Linked DNA regions of Homo sapiens: region 2 is linked to region 1. Evidence: read pairs that join two places in POLR2A ChIA-PET (ENCODE). Cell type or tissue: OCI-LY7. All regions are shown on one strand. Each heading gives the region's core, and the rest is flanking DNA. Links, peaks and the distances in the headings are about the cores only. Region 1 has its middle 200 kb from the start of BANK1. Region 2 has its middle 7.1 kb from the start of PPP3CA-DT.

Region 1 (5,397 bases), core at 327-5,326:
TTACTCTGAGAGTGTCCTTGTTTGACTAATGGTCAACCTCAATCTAAAAGAATCAACTCCCCAATTCTCAGCTTTCTTATTAAATTTTCCTAATATATTGTTATAAATATGCACCTCTTTCTAAAAATAATTTTTCTAAATCATGCCAATTATTCTTTCTCATATTCCTTTATACAAATTACCCTTTTTATGCTTTATAAAAGAAAGGTGTGTCTTCCTTTAATTTAAATCTTGGAAAGAGATATCTGAGATAGCGGAGCAGAGAGCATCGATAAATGTTTCACCCAGATATCTAATCCATGTCCAGCTTCCTGATCTATCTTTCTCCGAGATGGAATTTGAAGTGATATATTTTCATGGGCATCTTTATTAAAATATTTATTTTACTTGAAAAATGAAGTTATATTTTACATATTGACAATAAGTTTTATTGGCTTGACAATGAAGACTGGATTGGTCCATTATATTTGTAAGAAATATTTTATAATTCAGGGATCTAAATCTGCAATTCCTTGCTTTTGAAAAATACAGATTTAAGTTGCAAGTTAAGTAATTTCTTAATACGTAATGCACTGGAAAGTGTGTATTTAAAAGTAACAACTTTTTTGTATTTCCAACCCTTTCTAAACATGTCATGATAATATAGCAATTTTAGCAAATGAGTTAGAAATAGAATTAGTAGTTATTTGGTAAGTCTTGGTAAGGTGGTGTTTTTTATTTTTGGTATATTTCCTAGAAATTGAAAAAACGAATGATTCTCAATGACTAAGAAATAATTTGGTGACTCAGATGGTTTCTATTTTCCTTTAAAAACAAGAATTGGGTTGACCATTGGTAAATCATTAAACATATCTTTTGTTGAATGTTCACTATGTGATTTTTGATATATAAGTCTGAAAGTATTCAATAAATTAATACTGTTATAATAAACTTCTCCCATTTTCATCGACTTATTTATGTAAACCATTTTTCTCATGCTTACATATATCTAAATATAAAAAAAATTCTAGCAATAAATAGTCACAAATCTATAAACAAACTGAAAAAAATCGCCATTTACTTTTAGTTGCATTTCCAATAAAAACTTACTGTGCATATTTCGTATTTTTCTTTCTTTCTTTTGTTTTTTTTTTTTGAGACAGAGTCTTGCTCTGTCGCCCAGGCTGGAGTGCAGTGAGCTCCACCTCCTGGGTTTGCTCCATCTTCCTGCCTCAGCCTCCTGAGTAGCTGGGACTACAGGTGCCCGCCACCATGCCTGGCTAATTTTTTTTTTTTTTTGTATTTTTAGTAGAGACAGTGTTTCATCATGTTAGCCAGGATGGTTTCGATCTCCTGACCTTGTGATCCGCCCGCCTCGGCTTCCCAAAGTGCTGGGATTACAGGCATGAGCCAACACGCCTGGCCTCGTATTTTTCAAAAGTCATAATCTTATTTGATTTTATATTAATAGCAATTACATTCAATTAGAATATTTAATATATTATTGCAGTATGCTGAAAATAAAAATTTTAAACCTTTTAAATTATGAAAATAACTTGAGATGTATGTGTGGGGAAGTTTGAAGACCATTGAGGTATAGAACCTGTCCCTGCTCCACTCTATTTTTTCCTAATATTTCTCCCTAACAATATACAGGCATTGTTATTTTTCTTAATTTGTTTTTATTGTATATTATTTAAGGTACACAGTATAGCTTTTGTTATTGTTGTTTAGGGACAAGGCCTTGATATATTACCCAGGCTGGAGTGCAATGGCACTATCCTAGCTCACTGCTGCCTTGCACTCTTGGGCTCAAGGAAAACTTCCACCTCAGCCCCCCAAGCTGAGACTACAGGTGCTTGCCATCAAGCTGGCTAATTTTTTTTATTTTTTTCTTATAGAGATGAAGTGTTGCTATGTTGCTCAGGCTTGTCTCAAACTCCTGGACTCAAATGATCCTCCTATGTTAGCCTCCCAAAGTTCTGCGATTACAGGTGTGAGCCACCATGTCTGGCCAACATGATGTTATAATATAAATCATAAATAGGTGAAAGGATGAGTATAGTCAAGCAAATTAACATATGCATCATCACATATAGTATGAGATCTCTCAGGTATCATTGTTAAAGAAAATAAAATATTTCTAATTCATGTACGATATTTTTATTTGTAAAAGTGTATGTAAATTAAGTGTATTATACATTTTGTGCTTATAACACCTACAGAACCTACAAGAACAGTTACCAACTCTTCAGCCAGGTATTTATGATATCTCCAGTTCTACCCGCATTGTTTAAAAACTTTTCTTTTATTGTTTTCCAATGCAAATGCCAGGGGACCTCTTAAATATGCTCTAAGCTTTTGCTCTACTACCAATATTTCTTAAAGTACTCTTTGTTTGCCTCTTGCTCCATCCAAAGCCTCCTTTCATTAGAACATAGCCCAAACTTTACCTTCTCAACAAATAGTGCCGATTTCTCCCGTGGGTCATTCATCTTATCTTCAAATGCCTTTGACTCTTGAATCCACAGTTACACTCTGACATATAAGTCCCCTTCTCTCCTATCATGCTTCACAAGCACACCATGTCCTACCTGTGTGGATATACTCCAAATTTCTCTAATATCAAGCACTATTTTCTCTACCTAAAATGCCTTTTCCCTCTGCTTTCTATTTCTCCAGCTCTCAGAATTTCCATTCACCCTTTAAGATCTAGCTGAAATATTTGCTCATTTGGGAAGACCTCCCAGATAATCTGAAATTTGGTTAGTCCCACCTTTGTGATTTCATAGAGTGAACTTACATTTATATCACTTATATCAGATATTGTATGTATTCATTTATATTATTTGTCTTCCCCATTGTAATACCAGACAAAAGTTTTAAATACATCTTTAGGGAGTAAAAGATCTTATGGCCCTGATCATTGAGTGTAGTCTGAAACATATAGTGGAAATGCGAAGAATGTTAATTGAATTAATATCTCACAGGTAAATAGCAATTCACCGAATAAATGAAATTTTTTGTTTTACATTTATCTCAAGTATAAAAACTCAGAAAATAAGAGCAACAAAAATGTCAAGGTTTGTGAAATGGACATGTATAGAAACCTAGATCTGCAGAATATACAGAACTTCTAAAAAATCGTCTCAATATTTTTAAATAATTGTAAGCACACAAACCACATCATACTACCACATTGCAATTAATTAAGGAAGAACAACAAAACATAACCAGAAAAAAATTTGTCTTAAAAATCTAAAAAAGTTTTTATCTTAGGAGTAAAAATCATAATGTAAGCTAGAAAATATTTATAAGTAAATAATAATGACAAAACTGTATGAAAAAAGTTATGAGATACAACCAAAGCATAACTTATAGGAAATTTAAAGTATTAATACTTATAATAGAAAAAAGGAAAGTTTGAAATTAATGAGTCAAATATCTAACCCAAGGAGAAAAAAAAAAAGAAGAAGAAAGGAAATGATGAATAAAAGACTTGAAACTACTAAAGTAGAAAACATAACAGAAAGAATCAGCAAAGCCAAAAGAGGATGAAATTTATAATTTTTCAAGGAAGATATGTAAATAAAAAGACAAAGGCAGAAAAATATTAAAAACTATTATTAATTAAGAATAAAACTAACAAAAATATGTAGACTCTGAAAAGATTAGGGACATTGTCAGCACTCTGTGTCAATATTTTTGAAATCTTAGATAAAATATATACCTTTCTAGAAAGGTATGTGCTAAAACTGACTCAAGAAATGAACGTCTGAATGGTCCTATACCTTTAAAAGAATTAATTCACCAGTTAATAATATTCCAAAGCAAACTCAAGGACATTTTAATTCTGGAATTAAAAAAAAATGCCAGAAAAGTGAAAAAGAATTTTGAAAAATATTATAATAGTTGATAAAGGCAAGTCAATATACATAACTTATGTATATTACATAGCAGAGTAATAAAATAAACATCTATGAACATATCACCTCATTTACAACCTTAGAAACTTCCAGTATTGGCCAGTGAGTAGTCCTTTTCTAGCCTATCCTGCTACCTCTCTCAGAGGCAAACAGTATCCTGAGTTTTACGTTTTCTGTAATAGACTTTTTTAAAAAAAATTGAGATATACGGCCGGGCGCGGTGTCTCATGCCTGTAATTCTAGCACTTTGAGAGGCCGAGGCAGGCAGATCACGAGGTCAGGAGATCGAGACCATCCTGGCTAACACGGTGAAACCCTGTCTCTACTAAAAATACAAAAAATTAGCCAGATGTGGTGGCGGGTGCCTGTAGTCCCAGCTACTCAAAAGGCTGAGGAAGGAGAATGGTGTGAACCTCGGAGGTGGAGCTTGCAGTGAGCCGAGATTGAGCCACTGCACTCCAGCCTGGGCGACAGAGCGAGACTGTCTCAAAAAAAATGAGATATACTTTGCATTTAATAAAATGCATAGATATTCATACATTTTGGCAAATAACTATATATGATAAAAATTTCATTACTCTAAATAATTCCCCCTCATCCCACCAAGACAACCAATGTACTCTACTTTTCTGATTTCTATCACCATAGGTTAGTTTTGTCTTTCTTGAGTTTTATATGTGTATATGTGTGTTTCTTTTGCAATTTATCCATGTCACATTAGTAGTTCATTTTTTAGTTTTGAGCAGTTTCCCAGGGTATAAATATAGTACAGGTTGTTCACTCATTTTTCCATTGAGGGAATCAATGGAATTTAGTCTCCAATTTAGTGTTGTTATGATTAAACTGATATAAACATTCCCGTACAGTTATTTTATTTTATTTTATTTTTTATTTTTGTTTTAACATTCTTGTGTAAATATTTTGAAGCAGAAATACTGTATCAATGGGTAGGTGTACCTTTTATATAAGAGGCTGATAAACTGTTTCCTAAAATGGTTCACTCTCACTAGACATTTCTTAGAGTTTCAGTTACATCACTTGCAACAGGAACTTTGGATGTTGCCAGTCTTCTTAATTTTAGTCATTCTAATGTGTGGGAAGCAGTAACTCATCAGAGTTTTAATATGCATTTCCCTGATAAATAATGCATTTGAACAACTTCTCACATGTTTGAATGCCTTGGGAAAGAAAGGGTTTCTGAAAGAGGGCTTTGCATGTTTTGTATATAAATTTAAAAAGTTAATCTGAGTGTTTTCGGATTTAAACACTCAGATTTCTGTAGTTCCATTACTCATAGAAATCTAGGTTTCTGAGTATATGACATTCCCTCCTCTCTTACAAATAAAGAAGTCCATAGAAATATGCAAATGATTCAGGTCAAGATGTAAGGGAAAGTTTTACATACCAACAAGTTAATAAACTTTAAGTTGTACTCCTAGCATGACCTCTCAGTCTGAATGAGTGCTATCAAAAACAACACATAATGTATCAG
Region 2 (5,397 bases), core at 229-5,228, 230 kb before region 1:
CCTGATAGGGCCATGAATGTATATGAGACTTTGATTTATTATCTTAAAGCTAATTCCTGTGACATTTCCTTCTCACATTTTCTAGTTCTACCCTACTTCCATAGAGGTTCTATGAAATATGCTATTCTACATAGATCTAATTTGAGGTTCAAACTAAAAGGAAGTTTTATTACCTATTTTTTTATTGCTCTTGAAATTTTGTTGAGCCTTGTTTCTTTCAGAAGGCAGTTTTACCCATTTAAAGAAGTTATTTTTCAAGGAACATTAAAAATTTTTGTATCAAATGTATTCAGGAATAAATTTAATTTTTTCCCATTAGGATTAAACTATAATTTATGGAATTATATGCTAAGTGTAATACAGACAGATATATTTTATGTAAAATTTGACAAGACAATCTGTGATCATTATACATTTGTATTTAATAAATTTTCATATTTATTTTATTTATTAATATGTTTGTATCATCATCTCATATCCTAGTTTTGGGCACAGAGTAGGTGCTCAACAAATTTTGTTGAATGAATTTTTAAAATGTATTGGTGTCCACTATATAAGTTACTAGCCTAAGTAACATTGTTCCTACTCTCAGAGAAATTTCAATATGACCCATGAAATTAAAAACATGCATCCCCACCCCTACACACACACACACACACACACACACACACACACACACACACACACATATATGCTGGAGAGAAATGTTATTAGTCCTTTCTCTTACTTTGAATTCTAATTTTATTACACATTTTGAAAATTATGAATAAATTAATGGTTCCAAGTCATAAATGTTTGCATTTAAAATATATGTGCTATTATATTTTTAAACATCCAAGAAATATACATGCTGTAAAACTTTATGTATTATGGATTCTCTAAACTTAGAATTTCAGAATATTTGACATGAAATGAGCTAAGTTTATATTTTAGGTGCTTTGAGAATAACTTCAACAATACCAGCAAAAGGCTTACTAATCAAACTACAGGTACAGACAAATTATAGGAGACCTGGTAAATCAATTTAGGAGAAAGTTTGTCAGAGCCTTTAAAAGCACATTTGCATATACAAAATCAATATAAGAATTAGTAACGAGTTTCACTCATCTAAGTTGGCAAAGACATATTTTTTACTTGAAACAGATTTTGCCAATTATTGATTAAAAATTGCAAGTAAATATTCTACCATTTAGAAGAATTGGCTAGCCTTCTTTCCATTTACTTCCAATTAGTGAGATTTTTTTTTTTACTACTGTTCATGGCTAGTGGAAGGCATATATTCACAAGGTATTTACTGAGACTGGGTGTGGTGGCTCACACCTATAATCCCAGCACTTTGGGAGGCCAAGGTGAGTGGATCACCTGAGGTCAGGAGTTTGAGACCAGCCTGGCCAACATGGTGAAACCCCATCTCTACTAAAAATATAAAAATTAGCCAACCATGTGGCAGCTGCCTGTAGTCCCAGCTACTTGGGAGGCTGAGACAGGAGAATCGCTTGAACTTGGGAGGTGGAGGTCACAGTGAGCCGAGATAGTATCATTGCACTCCAGCCTGGACAACAGAGCGAGACTCTCTCTCAGGAGAAAAAAAAGGGGGGGTATTTATTGAACACCTATACGTATCAGGCACTAGGAATATAATATGAAAAAAAGCAAAGCAAAGTGTCTGCCCTCATAAAACTTATGTTCTAGTGAGGAGAGACAGATAATAGTAAAGAACAATTAATAACAGTTACACACACACACACACACACACAACATGTCAGGCAGACTAAGTAATAAGTGCAAACAATGCATAGTGGTAAGAACATTGAGGGAAGTGATGAGAAGAAGGGTACTATAGTCAGCCCTCTGTATCTGTGGATTCTACGTTCATGGATTCGACCAACTTTGAATCAAAAATATTTCGGGAAAAAAGATAACTACTTGTATACTGAATATGTGCAGACTTTCTTTTCTTGTCATTATTTCCTAACAAGACAGTGTAGAAACTATTTACATAGCATTTACATTGTGTTAGCTATTATAAGTAATATAGAGATGATTTTAAATATACAGGGGGATGTGCAAAGGTTACATGCAAATACTACACCATTTTATATCAGGGATTTTAGTGTGTGTGGATTTGGGTATCCTCAAGAAGTCCTGGAACCAAACTCCACAGATACTAAAGTACCACTGTACTTGTTGTAGACAGCTTGGACTGGGAAGTCCTCTCTGAGAAGGTGATATTTGAACAGAGATTCAAATGAAATAATGAAGATATTTATGCCACTATGTGGAAGAAGAGAGTTCCCAGTAAAAGGAACTGCATATGCAAAGGTCCAGAGTTAAGAGTCTGGTTGACATGTTTACAAACTCTGAAAGGAAGCCAGGGTAGTTGGAGCAGAATGAACTCGAAAGAGTGGTACAAGATAAGGTTAGGGAGATCATGAAAAGTCAGATTATGTAGGGCCTTAACCATAGGAACGACTGAATTTTATTCTGGGTGAAATGAAAGGGATTTTGTTAGGAAATGATATGATAGGACTTAAGTTTAAAGAAAACAATCATTCTTTGGTAAAAACTGACCCTGGATGTAATGGAGGGAAGGAAGAATGAATAGATATGGGAAGATGTAGTTAAAGGACTATTGTCATAATCCAATAGAAGTAAGGTAGTTTGGGTTATATAGTTTAGAAGACAGTGGTGAAAAGCATCCAATACCAAAAATGCATTTTAAAAGTAGAACTAACAGAATTTGCTGATGGATTGGATACAGGATGTGAGAAAAATAAAAAAGAAGAATCAAGAACTACAAGATTTTGAGTCTCAGCAAATGGAAGATAAGAGTTAACATTTACTAAGAAAGAAAACATTAGAAATGGACAGCATATTTGCTGGAGAAGATCTAAAGTTAGCTTTAGATATGTTAACTCTGAGGCGCATATTGTACATGGAAGTGGAAATGGCATGTGGGCAGTCGGATATATAAGCCTGAACTTGAAAGTCTTGTGTATAAAATTGGAAATCGTGGGCATAATAGTGCTTTATTTCAGTTAGAAGGTAGGAAGAATAGGAGGTTCCAGCAAAACCAACTGAAAGAAGCAGCTTCTGGGATTGAAAGGTAACGTCCCCACAGTCAAGCAAATGAATTGTGTCAACCATGCTGATAGGTTAAGTAAAATGACAACTGAAATTTGATTGTTGATTTTAATAAAAAGAGAAATTATTTGTGATCTTGACAAGGTAGACTTGTATACCTAACAAAAATAGCACCTCATCACTCTCTGCCTCTTTATAGGGTTTCAGTTCCTTTTCAGTATTTATAACTACTTGACGTTGCATCTGTATGTGTGCTGTGTTTGATTTATTTGTTTGTTGGTCTTCTGTCATCTACTTAGATAATATGAACCTTGAGAGCAGGGACTTTGTTTTGTTCCCAATTGAATTTCCATCGCCTGTAACATGCCTACCATATTCCAGGTGCTTAATATATGTTTGTTGAAAAAAAACAAATATTTGATTACAATGTTAGTCTGGGTTAGTTTTTCTAACCTTCTAAATAGTTTAAATAAGCATTTCAAATATTTTTAGGAAAAACTAAAATTTCACATTTAGATTTTTTAAAGTTACAGAGTCAACTTTCGTAGAGAGTGGACTCAGGCCTTGAGGATGACAGATGGAATTCAGGAGTTTAGTTTTTAGCACGAGGTGTGTCTCTCACACATCCGTACTGTAAGAATAATTACTTATATAGATCCAAGGGAAGACACAGTATTACTCATATTTCTTCCTTCTCCAAATACACAAAGGGTTCTATTGTTTGCTTGCAACATCTAAGCTATTCCCTGGTGATAAGTTAGGACAGATAGCAGCAATTTTCAGAGAGGAAGTGGATACGGTTTGGGTTATGGTTGTTTAGGAGCAGTCCTCAAAAGAGTTTCCCTCTCTATTTCAGGGTGTTACCTGTGCCCAGCCCAAAGAAATCTAGTCTGTCTTAGAAATTGTGTTAATATGCTTTAGGGTGCCCGTCCTGCCCATATCCCTGCTGTAGGTAAAATGCCTCAGTAGCCTCACCTGCCAAGTGATCATCAGGTCACAGGTTTAATTACTGCCATTACAGGGGATTGGACTAGGGTGGATGAACATCTGACTAGGGGGTACCTATGGGCTGGTAACCTTTAACTTCCCTAATCTAATTTGCACAAGTAAGCTAGATTAATCAGATGCCTTCTGTGAAGGGCTTGCCCTTAAAATTCAAAGGAAAGTGTACGGTTATTGTTTGAATAAAGGGAAATGCAGGCTGGGGTTAACGTAGCCACTAGCACATGATTCATGTGCAAGGCATGTAAACAGATGAAGCCATTCTGGGTAGAGGGGTAATAGGTCAGATTCAACAGGGGCGGAGAGAGCAGAAAGAGACATTTCAAAATCTGTGTTCTTTTTGTCCTTCCAAGGCATCATTGTTTAATTTTTTTCTGGATATATAAACCCCTCAATACCCTTACAATAAACCCTATTTTCTACAGCTAGTTTGAGTGTTATGTTCCTTACAACCAAAGACCCCTAAAAAGAGCCACTAAGATTGTTACTTTACGCCCTCTGTAAGTTTTCACCTACTGATTCTGGTGCTTATGGCAATGCTCTTCTTCAGCAGACAATGACCATATTCTACCTTCATCCTTGCCCATACCATTGTTTCTATAGCACACTCAGTACAAAAAAATTAAAGGAGAAAAATTAGTATGGATGGAAAGAGGGATAGATAGACTCTGACTAGGCAGTCTTGGGGAATTTTTGAGCTATTGACTGAATATTCTCCATGCCTATTGCCATGTCATCATCAGGCAGGTTATAGGCTATGCTGCAGTAAAAATGGAAAATCTTGGTAGCTTAACAAAAGTTTGAATTTCTCTGCAGGTCTGGGCAGCCCTCCAGGCTGACTCAGCATTCCAGCCTCCTACAATCAGATAGCACAAATATTAACACCTGGTTCCACAGTCACCCAACAGGGCTGGAGAGGGCTGAAGGTCTAAGCCCTAGCAATCAAATGCTTCTGCCTGGAAGTGATACTCATGAATGACCACACTCACATTCCATAGGCTGAATTCATCATTTGGCTAAACCTAATTTCAAGGGAGGCAGAGTTATGTGATTCTCCCACATGTCTGAAATTAGAGATCAAACATTTATAAAGGGTAATAATGCCAATCAGCGTATCTAAATAACCCATCTAATCCTGTGGGACCCATATGCTACTCATTACAACCCAGTGACTAGGACATTTGTCTTATCTGTTTCACATGCCACAGTTAGTCCTGGAATTACTGTGGAACATACGCGCACACACACACACACACAAAACATATTACTAAAAATTAAAGTTTTTAATTAAAATTTTTTGGGTAAAAATTT

What was found. Peaks named below come from ENCODE experiments on the same cell type or tissue, not always from the same donor. Only the 100,000 strongest peaks of a DNase experiment are listed, where the experiment ranks them.
Region 2: POLR2A ChIA-PET joins it to region 1 with 9 read pairs; 4 of 35 experiments call an interaction of 5 or more read pairs at or near these places.

What each region holds. Positions count from the first base shown.
Region 1 is chr4:101,583,719-101,589,115 of GRCh38, forward strand. No RefSeq gene overlaps it. Among named protein-coding and RNA genes, the nearest start is that of BANK1, 200 kb to the right of the region's middle. In OCI-LY7, for the core only: no CTCF peak of the experiment used is centred there; no DNase peak of the experiment used is centred there.
Region 2 is chr4:101,352,177-101,357,573 of GRCh38, forward strand. No RefSeq gene overlaps it. Among named protein-coding and RNA genes, the nearest start is that of PPP3CA-DT, 7.1 kb to the left of the region's middle. In OCI-LY7, for the core only: no CTCF peak of the experiment used is centred there; a DNase peak (open chromatin) is centred at 3,295; H3K4me3 peaks cover 1,210 bases; H3K27ac peaks cover 571 bases.